Linked DNA regions of Homo sapiens: region 1 is linked to region 2. A link is an interaction called in ENCODE POLR2A ChIA-PET data of the cell type or tissue named here. Cell type or tissue: PC-9. All regions are shown on one strand. Links, peaks and the distances in the headings refer to the core of each region. The heading gives the core; the rest is flanking DNA.

Region 1 (5,376 bases), core at 288-5,287, 180 kb after region 2:
GTCCACACTTGCCTCTCACCATGCCCCTAGGAGCCAAGTCTCAACTTTCTGTCACACCTTCTAGCACATCTGGATCAGCAGCTGTGCTGATCCCTGGGTCCCAGCTGGTCTCATTCTGCCCACTCCTCTACATCTTCTCTCTCCCCCTGCCAGGCCCTCCTGGTGAAAGGCCTAACATCGAGGTCCAGTATGACCTGTGCCTTGACATCTGGGGAAAATGATGAGGGCCTTGGATGGCCTATCATATTTCCTCTCCCATGCTGCTCCCTCAGATAAGCTCCCCCAGCCAAACAGCCCTCCTTATCATGGGATCACAGGAAACCAAAGTCACCCCGCCCTCTTTTTACTACAAAGCCTGCCTCCCACAGACCCAATGTGTTCACACGGTTCCTCAGTGCAGTCCTCACGGAGCCCTCCTCCCTGGAGCCATGAGCGTATGTGGCTAATAAACAGCTGTTGACCTCAACTGTCCAGTGCTGGGTATCATGTGTGGGCATTTCCATCACGCTAGAGCAGCAATCCTTCCCTCACCACCAGGGTGAAGAGGAGGCCATTAAAACAGCCTTTTATGGAATAACTTTACGCTGAGTAACTCTTAGACATGCGGGAATGACAATCACTTGGATGAGCAAATATTACACCTTTCTTTCTTAAAAACCCAGCAAACTCCAAAAGACCGTGAGTGGTGGTTTTCACAGGGATGCTCATGACAACTTCTTGCACACCCATAGGCTCTGATGCTACAGGCCTGGGTGAGGCCTGGAGACCTATTTCTGTGGTAGGCTTGATCGGTGATTCAGATGCACCCCTCCAGTTGACAACTGCTGCCAACTCAAAGCTATTTATCTTGCTCTGTGGTTGCAGGAAAATCTCGTCTCCATGGCGCATGATGTGCGGTTGCTGCTCAGCCATGATACTCAGGCCTCTTAACGATATCTCCCCAGGAGGTGCTCCTTCTAAGCAAAACCAAAAACCAGTGCCAGACGCCTGTCTCTCAGACCTGGCTCCTTTATTCAGATCAGGATACCGATGCCCAAAGGTGCCCACCATGACACCCATGGCGAGGTAGAAGGGCTCAAACACCTCAGAGGGGGAATTCATTGAAATCATGGGTAGGTCTCCTCATTCCACTCTTCTGAGAATGAGACACGGGGCCTCCTGGACTGTCCCCCACATGTCCACCCCGATGTCTGATTTCCTCACATCTGGATGAAGTCTTGTTGCCAACTGCCTTGGTACACAAGAGGCAGTAACTGAGCATTCATGCTTTTGAGAGGAAGCTGTAAAATCTGGCTGATGCATTTCTGTCTGACACAAAGCTATATAGACTGCGAAATCTGCAGTTGAGCTCCTTTCGTAGTACAGTGTTTTACCAATTACTTTTTAAATTAGATTATGTTACCAGGTGATAGGCAAAGGCCAAATTAGAGCAGAAACTCATGGAGGGGGAAACAGTTGCTTATTGCACTATTTGTGGGTGATTGCAGCAAAATTGGGGGTCAAGGCCCAGGGAGCCATGAAGCAGAGTAGAAGATGGCACAGAAGCACAGCGGCTCTTCATAAGAGGACACACAGGTGTCACACAGTGGCAAGGGCCGGATGGTCTATTTTCTCTCTAATAACATCCTACCCAAGCAGGCACAACAGACTCAAATGCATCCTCTTATGGCCTCCACAGGAAGCAGGAGTAAATGCGTTTTATTCTCCAGTGATCAGAAAAGCAATGCTGCCTTTTTCCACCACCGCTGTGCACGGCAGGGTGAATGCTAGCTGAAGTAAACACCAAGCAGACCCCATCCAAGCCACTTCTGGGGGAGCCTCTGTCCCTCTCAACAAGGGAAGCTGAGGAGCAGGTCAGAAGCCTGTTGCTCAAAGCTCTTGAAGAGCAGAAAGGCAGATGTTTTCCCCATGGGGTTCTCAGCCACTCACACGCTGATTCCCACCCTGCTCCGCAGGTTTGCCTGGGAGGATAAAGTGAGAGCCTCTGAAGGAGAAATGGCTCCAATAGCTTCTTCATACAAATGATGCCATTCAGTCTATTGAACCACTTCTCCCTGCTGATCCCTGAGCTTGGAAACATAGAGATGAGAAAATAAGTTCCCTACACTCAGAGCCCACGGTCCTGGAGGGAAAAAGGATAAGTCAGCAAGGTCACGTGAAAGGATTGTGGTTGTGGTTGTGCAATCAACAAAATGCCCTGGAGAGACCTGGGGTGGGGTGGGGCAGGTTGAATCAAGCTTCAGTCAAAAGAAAGAGTTTTATCAACAGAAACATATAGAAGGGTTTTCAGACAGAAGAGTCTCTGGACAAGGAGAGAGATAGGCAAGGGCTGGGTGCAGAGCACTTGCGAGGCCATGGACCTGGAGAAAAACCCAGAAGGATAAATCAGACTCTGAGGGGGAAAGGCACTAAATGCTATGCCAAGGAGCTTATATTTTGTCCTCTGGGGACTGATGTGATTTTTGATTGGAGAAGTTGCATTGATTGGAGATACTCTTATAAATTGTTGAATACATGGCTTCTCCCATGGGCAGGGAGAAATCTATGGGAAGGAGGCAGATGGAGTGAGGTACAATGAAACGGTTTCTGTAACAAAAGATAATCCACACACTGAAATTCCAAAAATTAGAGCCTTCCTAAAAACCAGGTGTTTCAGGGAAAGTAAACAGATAAATGTGGTGTCCCTTCTATACCTTGTTAACAGAGAAGCTGCATTTACAAGTGGCTTCTTCTGGAAGAGAAAATAAATGTAACTCGCACCAGGTTCTGGGATGTTTTTAAGGGATCCTAGAACAACCCTTCCTTGAATCATGACGAAGGGTATAGGGTTTATTGGGGCAACTAATGGTTTAATTCAGTACTAATGAAATAGAAACTGTTGTTATGAAGGAAGCAAATCACTGCTTTTGTAAAATCTGGAATAAAAGAACAATCATCCTCAAGTTTTAAGTGAAATATAATTACTTTATCCCACTCATCAATCAAAGTTTAAAAACTGAAGGTTGTAAAGGTCAGGTTAAATCGATCAGAAGGGAGAAAATTCCACGCCCCCCGCCATCCGCCCGCTCCTTTTTCCCTAAACCAAGTGAATCAGTCATTAAAAGTTCCAAGTGACCTTCATCATTTCCCTCTCTATTTACATTTCCCCTAAATGATTTCCCCAGAAATGGCTGAACTAGACACCTGACTTCCAATCGCCCTCAATCCATAGACCAAGCAGTCTCATCGGCAGACAGGTAGCACAGTGATGGGGAAATGTTACAAAATCTTTTTGTAACATGCAGAATGGGGATCTGAAAGGGACTTTTTACCTCTCTCTGATTTTAAAAGCAGATGTGAGTTTGGACAGAATAGTCACCCTTCCTACATTTGTTTTCTCCTTTCGTGTTCAGATCCTATTAATCATAGTAAACTAATCTTTTACACAGGCCAACAGATTTCAAAGGCCCTGCCAGGAGGACAATTTAACTATAAGAAATCCACTCCCCACCCTTCCCAGTCTTGGAATTTCCAGTGACTGAGGAGGTGAATAGCTTCATTGTGAAAATGAAGGATGCAGAAATGAAAATTCAGAGATGACATTCAATTCTGATTTCCTGCTTGGGCTCTATGCACCCTGTTTGGAACAAATACCCCACTGATGGAGCTGCTGCTGGAGGCTACCACCCGCATCACTGAAGTTTAGAGCAGCTTCATAAAGATCACAGCATCCAAAAGCACCCTTGTTTAAGAGCAAACCAAGAAATGAGGAAGTGGAAGGACCATTCCAAAGATGAATCGCTAATTGATGGCAAGGTCAACGCTGGCACTACGTACTTCAATTTAAAAGACAAGGCTGGGTGCGGTGGCTCACGCTTGTAATCCCAGCACTTTGGGAGGCCAAGGTGGGCAGATCACGAGGTCGGGAGATCGAGACCATCCTGGCTAACATGGTGAAACCCCGTCTCTACTAAAAATACAAAAAATTAGCCGGGCGTGGTGGCGGGCGCCTGTAGTCCCAGCTACTCGGGAGACTGAGGCAGGACAATGGCATGAACCCGGGAGGCAGAGCTTGCAGTAAGCCCAGATCGCGCCACTGCACTCCAGCCTGGGCGACAGAGCGAGACTCCATCTCAAAAAAAAAATACAAAACCCTGATGTCTGCTCTGTGGTTTTCAGGACAGTGCTCCTCTTCCCACCCCACACATGTGGCTCCTCCTGGTTTTGCAGCTCCATCCTCTTCCCAACTCATATCTTCTCTCCCGCTGTAATCTCAGCCATTCTCATGGTTTCTCATACCACCCTCGTGTACACCATGATGATATCAAGATTTACAACCCTGACCTGTCTCTTGATCTCTATGCCACACTGCCAGCTGCTTCGCGAGCATCTGGAGCAGATGAGGTCACATTGACCTCTCACACGTAGAGTTTCCAAACACCACAAACTCAGGATCCTCCCACCAGCACCCCGCTAACCCCATAAGCCTCCTGGATCCTGAGTTCCCTACCTTATGAATGACAGCACTATCTATCCAGGAACATCTTTAACTTTTCCCTTATCCCAACAGCATGTAAATAATTTGACTAATTTCTAGGGCTCCAGAAGTTCTAGCCACCATAGCCACTGCTCCACCTAAACCCACATTACCCGCCACCTGGAATATCACAACAGAGTTGTCTTCCTAGCACTTGGATCAGATAGTGTATTCCAGCAACTTCAAAATACTTCATTGTTCCTCTTTGCCTACCTAATAAATACAGATTAAAAATAGGTGAGAAGGCTGATTTATTTTGGCTTAATGCCATTGAAAAGCTTTCTAAAAATCCCTGCTGTGTGAGCACACCATGGGCTGCCTTAAAACAGAGTGAGTCCCCTGTCCCTGGAGTTTACTATGTGGCCAGCCCACTCCACAGGGTCTTCCCCATTCCTGCATGGGGATGATGAAGAGGGGTTTAAAACATCAGACATCTCAGAGAAGCTAGACAGAAGGACCTCTGTGGCCCCTCCCAAGCTGGAGATTCTACGGGCCTACTTATGCCTTTTGAGATACATGCCTGGCCCACGGATTCCTTCTAGAACATTGCCCCACTAGCTCATCACCCCCAGGATTGGGCCTCTGGAAGTTGTACATCTAATATCTGACCTTGCCTCCTGACTGATGGTCGGGTCAGCATGGCGCCTGACCCAGCAGTTCCAGGTAAGGGTCCGCACGCTCTTGCTGCCAGGGCCCAAGTAGCAACCTTGGTTCCTGTCTTTCTACACCCCAGTGCCTCATCTTCCCATGAAGTTCACTGGTTTCCTTACAACAGTTTCCCTTTGTCTACAATAGTGGGTTTCTGGTCTCCAAACCCAGAGTTTGACCTAAAACTCTGTTCTCTGGGTTTCCCAAAGCCA
Region 2 (5,376 bases), core at 191-5,190:
CAGGGACTGGCTTCTCTGGCATTGTCAGCTGCCGGGGCTCCCACTTGAACCTTTCAGGTTCTGCTCCTGAGCCAAGATTGCTTGACAAGCCCCGATCAGAGGCAGCTACCCCAGCACCAAAAGCAAATAGGAGTCTTCTTTTTAACAGACGCCTTGACACTGTAGCCAAAGCTCGTTCACGCATATGATTTATGAACTAATTTAGCAAGTAAGAAAAACATCTGCATTTTGCTTTTATCATCTTGCCAGCAGACAGGCTGAAGACAAGATGTGTACTGCAGACTTGTTTAATAGGGCCTTAAACATTTCTTCTCACTTGCCCGAGCTTGTATGAGGCTCTGGTTTCAGAGGCTGTCTGATTTCACTGACCTAACACAAACGAACCCAAAAGTAAAGCTCTCATCGACACATAAATACGGCAGGGATGGTCAGGGTGGCCATAAAACCCACGTTGGCCAAGTCCCACTTTGAGAGCATGCTGCTTGCCAGGACTGTCTTGGAATGTGGGGAGTAAAAGGTACTCAGTTAACATTCTGAACTGAGCCTGGTTACCTTTTATTACATACAATTTTAAGACTTCCATTTAAAAGAATGTGAACTTGTAAGGATATTTGTTTCGGGCAAACACCACAGTTGAATGATATAATGAGTGTAATGATGTCGCCCCAACAAAAAGATATGTTTAAGTCCTAATCCCCCATAACTCTGAATGTGACTTCTTTGGAAATAGGGTCTTTGCAGAGGTAATCAAGTTAAAATGAGGTCAGACTGGTGAGGTTAGCCCTAATCCAATGACTGCTGTCTTTATGAGAAAAGGAAATTTGAACATAGAGACACAGACGCAGGGAGGATGGCCATGTGGAGACAGAGGCAGAGACTGTAGTGCCGCATCTACAAACCAAGGAACATCAAGGATTGCAGGAAGCCGCCAGGAGCAGGGAGGGAGGCTGGACACGGGATTGACCACTGAGCCTCTAGAAAGTAACCAACCCTGTGGAAACCTCGGTTTTGACTTCTGGCCTCTAGAACTGCAAGAAAGTAAGTTTCTGGGCTTGTTTTGTTTTTGTTTTTGCTTTTGTATTTTGCTTTTTCTGAGACAGGGTCTTGCTCTGTTGCCCAGACTGGAGTGAAGTGGTGTGATCATGGCTCACTGCAGCCATGACCTAGCGAAGCTCAGGTGATCCTTGCACCTCAGCCTCCCAAGTAGCTGAGACTACAGGCATGCACCATCACACCTGGCCAATTTTTGTACTTTTTGTAGAGACAGGGTTTCTCCATGTTGCCCAGGCTGGTCTTGAACTCCTGGGCTCAAGAGATCCACCCATCTTGGCCTCCCAAAGTGCTGGGATTACAGGTGTGAGCCACTGGGCCCTGCCAGTTCCTGTTCTTTTAAGCCCCTGTGTTTGGTGATTTCTCACAGCAGCCCTAGGAAATCAGTACAGATGGCCAAGGCCACATTGCCTCTGGCGCTTGGGATGATGGTGTTCCAGACCACTTGTGGCTGGCAGAATGGCACAGCCGGGAGGTGCTGGCCCAGAAGAGGAGAAGCTCAGTGCAGCACCACACTGAACAGGTTCCCTAAGGTCTCTGGGTCTCTGTTTCTTCCCAAAGTGAAGGGACCTGACTGAAAAGGAAGCCCTCCGTGCCATTTTGTGTGTGTATGTGAGTCTTGAGCTCTAAAGTGGCATCATTCTATAATTGCCTACCACAAATTTGGTAACTAACCATGCTCTCAAGTAGCATCTTCAGAACTATTGAGGCTGAGGGGCCCACACAGCCTGGGCACCATCACCCAACACTGCCCAGGGCCAGTGGAGGCACTGAAGGCCCCAGGGGTCTCCTGGTGCTGGCTTTGGTCCTCACAGCAACTTGAGAAGTCTGTGCCTGAACCCAGTTTTCTCTTTATTAGGCCAGAGATGAAAAAGCTTCCTGGAAACTATATCCCCATTGAACCTTTATCTGCCAATGGACTTATAGCACTGGTTAGAGACACATTTTCCCATGGGGAGCTCTTTGCACATCCCCTTTCGTTAGTATACTGGAACTTGTCATGAGGAGGGAGCAGCAGGTGTCTTGTCAAATATTTAGCCACAGGGAAGGATGCATTCAAATTCATCCTTCCCCGAGGTCTTTAGACAGCTCCACCAGCAGAGTTCTGGTGGAGAGAAGGAGACTTAGCCTGCCCATAGACTGGGGAGATTCACAGGAATTCTATTACAACACCATTTTCCTCAGTCCCCCAGGCACCCAGAATAAGATCTTGGTAATGTTTGCTAAGCTGCACTTTATTGAACATGGTTATTTCCCCAAAAGACTTTTATTCTGAGTTATACTCATGATTTCACCTCCTAGGGGCCAAAACATTTTCCTAGGAAGAAAGTTCTCATTCCTCTATCCAAAGGAATAAAACTGGGGTTTCTCCAGGCCTCTAGATTTTAAGATTTGGGTTGGCAGGCACTAAGTATGTGCTCTGATGTCCCCCATCCTTACCCTCATTTCTTTTTGTTATTCTTGCTAGTTTAATAGTCTGTTTATAAGCTCCATGAAGAAGGGACTGAGGTTAGTCTTGCTCCCAGCATGGCACCCAGAGAAGGGTCTTGATAACTCCCTCTCCAGTGAGTAAGTAAGTGCCCTCCCTCACAGGATCAGTGTGACACTGGCCTCACAGTGCTGGGAAGCCAGCCATGTATTCTCTGAGCTCACAGCAGGAAAGGGGTTTCAAGATGAGGAATGTTGATATAGACAAGCTGGAGTCAACCTCTCACCCCGAGATCTGTTTTGCAATCTATAAAGGGCAAAGGGGATCTCTTGCAAATATCTATTAGGAGCCAAGAATTTGAACTTGCTACCCTGGCTGCTACAGTGGTGTGGCTTCTGTCCCAGCTGTAATGGTAAATTGGTGTCCCAAGTTGTTTCTGCTGAGCTCAATGCCCATATGTGATCTCTCAAAATGGGCTGGCTCCAAGAACAGGATTTATGATGCTGAGGGTCAGCCACTTGGAGCCATAACAGGTTCTGCGTATGTCAGTGGCATCATTTGGAGCCATCACCCCTGAGTGAAGCCTCCAGCTCCAGGAACCCCCCATCCCTGGTCTTTTCCAGTCTCCACAAGCCACCTGCAGCTTACCACTCAGAGGATGGGGAATCGTGAACTGCTTCTTGCTGGTGCGGATGGGAAGGAGGCTCTGCTTCTGCCTCAGGTCCTCCTTCCGCTGGGCTTTCCTCTGCTGGACCATGTGTTCAAGCTTCTTCAGCCGTTCTTGTGAGCGAGAAATGAACTGAGGCTTACGAACTTCCAGTGCTTCCTATGCAAAGCAAAGAAAATACGTCATTTTTAAGAGCAGTGACACAGAAAGGCAACGCATCTGTCTGATGCAGCCAAGAAGCCGATGGCAAGCACAACACTCAGAGACCAAAAGCCACGGTGCAAAAGTACGTCACGCTTTTCTTGCACATCTTTGTGTAAAGAAGGTAACAGGCATGTTGACAACACAGGTCCTGGGGGTCAGGCCTGGCCAGCGCCGAGGCCCCTGCTGCAGCAGGATTGACCGGCAACTGGCATCAAAGCTGGGAGTGCAGAGGCAACGTCTGCCCATTCATCTTTCTACCCTGCTGAGTCATTTGTTCCCAAAAGACGATCCAAAAGCCCTACATTCTGTATTCCAAAGAGACATGGGAGTGGAGGGCATGGAGGTGCTGAGTCACTTGCTTCTGTTGCACTTGGAAGCCCCAAGAAGCACAGACACAGATCATCCACTCAGCGTGAAAAACGTGCTCTTTCAGGAGGCACCACAACTGCGGCTGAAGGAAACAGCTCCTCCTCCTGGGTAGAAAGAGCTGGGAGGAAACCTTTGCCTATACAGAAAGTTCTGTGAGCTCCACAAACCATGTCAGAAGTCCCTATGTCTCCACTCCCACCTCCATGCACTAAGCCACCCACACAAGTCTCCTGAACAAGACTAACTGCCATTCTGCTCCATCCCAGATGCCGGGCTAGGTGCTTGATGTGTATTCATCACCTCGTGGAGTCCCACAACTGTTCAGGAAGGCAGGAATATTTCTTTCCATTTGACAGATGCAAAAACTGAGGCTCATGGTAGTTTGGTAGATCACATGGTAACACCCTATCCACGGGAACCCCATTCTTTTCCTGCACTGCCTTTTATGGTCTTAACTTCCTATTCCTTGAGTGTCTCTGCTCAAGTTGTCCCCAGCCTGAAGTACCACCCATAGCCATTGGCTCAAGTTCCATCTACCCCAGGAATCCCTGTTGAAATGCCCTGTTGAGCCAGAGCATGGTGCTTCACCGATGGGCTTGAGCAACAGTGAGTCATATGTTTACCTCCGTGCTAGGCTGTGAGCTCCAGGAAGTCATGGGCCATGTCTCATTGACAATGCATCACTCACACAGTAGGAGTCCTGCATGTATATGCTCAGCAAAGGCTCACTGGGCATGCTGCCATGACTGAAACTTTCCTCTGCCCCCTTCCTCTTCCTTGGGAGCTCAGAGTGCCCAGGCGGAAGAAGTGTGGGCTCAGTCTGTATCACATATGTGTCCCTGGCAGCTACACTGGGGGAGAAGTCTTCTTGGCCAGCTCCCCACATGGTGCCAGCCACCAGGAACAGAGAACCACAAGGTACAAGTCACTGGATGTGCTGAAGCTTCAAGAGAGTTCCATGCCTAAAGAGATAACCCCTAGGAACAGCCTGGTGGCTCAGGTTTAGCTGCTGCCTTGGCTGTCCACCCCACCAAGAATGGCCTTAGAGACTTTGGGGGCACCATGAATGCCTCACCCAGGTCCCACCGAGGCCCCCTGGGTACAGGAGCCAGCCAATGGAGCCATCTCCACAACTGCAACTGCAGGGAGATTTGCAACCTTATTAAGTGCCTTCCAAGAAGGTGTGGCTAGCTGTGCAATACAGTTAGCAGAGGATTCCTCTGAGGTTGTTTGCCTTCCTAATTTTTATTTCTCTGTATTTTTTTAAACTTTATAAAATGTGTGCATACTACATTTTATAAAACAATTGGGAAAAGATGCCAAACTAAAACTTTCCTATCCCTCCATTCATGACCATGTGACCTTGGCCAACTTCACCTCTCAAAGGCTCAGTGTCCTCATCTGAAGACACTGAGATCTGGAGCCCCTATATGCTCCTACCTCCTGGGAGCCTTGCATGGATTGGAGGCACTGATGCCTAGGAAGTGACCTGTGGAATGCTGGAGCATCCATCACTGCTGCTGTCACTGTCACTACTGATAGTATTTGATCTTCATTCTAACCTGGAGGAGTCAGTGTCATTATCTCCATTATTCAAACAGTGACAGAGTGGCCCAGAAAGCTTAGGGGACCTGCCCAGTCACACAGCTGCTACAAA

The links. Peaks named below come from ENCODE experiments on the same cell type or tissue, not always from the same donor. Only the 100,000 strongest peaks of a DNase experiment are listed, where the experiment ranks them.
Region 1: POLR2A ChIA-PET joins it to region 2 with 5 read pairs; 2 of 35 experiments call an interaction of 5 or more read pairs at or near these places.

The regions. Positions count from the first base shown.
Region 1 is chr10:126,638,418-126,643,793 of GRCh38, forward strand. The region is part of intron 2 of C10orf90 (chromosome 10 open reading frame 90); the gene reads right to left. Among named protein-coding and RNA genes, the nearest start is that of C10orf90, 30 kb to the right of the region's middle. In PC-9, for the core only: no CTCF peak of the experiment used is centred there; no DNase peak of the experiment used is centred there.
Region 2 is chr10:126,455,913-126,461,288 of GRCh38, forward strand. It overlaps C10orf90 (chromosome 10 open reading frame 90), which reads right to left. Exons shown (of 10, transcript NM_001350921.2): 7 at 3,128-3,305. LOC728158 (a long non-coding RNA gene) reads left to right here. Exons shown (of 7, transcript NR_148989.1): 6 at 812-1,038; 7 at 3,103-5,045. Among named protein-coding and RNA genes, the nearest start is that of LINC00601, 37 kb to the left of the region's middle. RefSeq lists an enhancer at 3,680-4,879. In PC-9, for the core only: no CTCF peak of the experiment used is centred there; DNase peaks (open chromatin) are centred at 2,749 and 4,349; H3K27ac peaks cover 2,348 bases.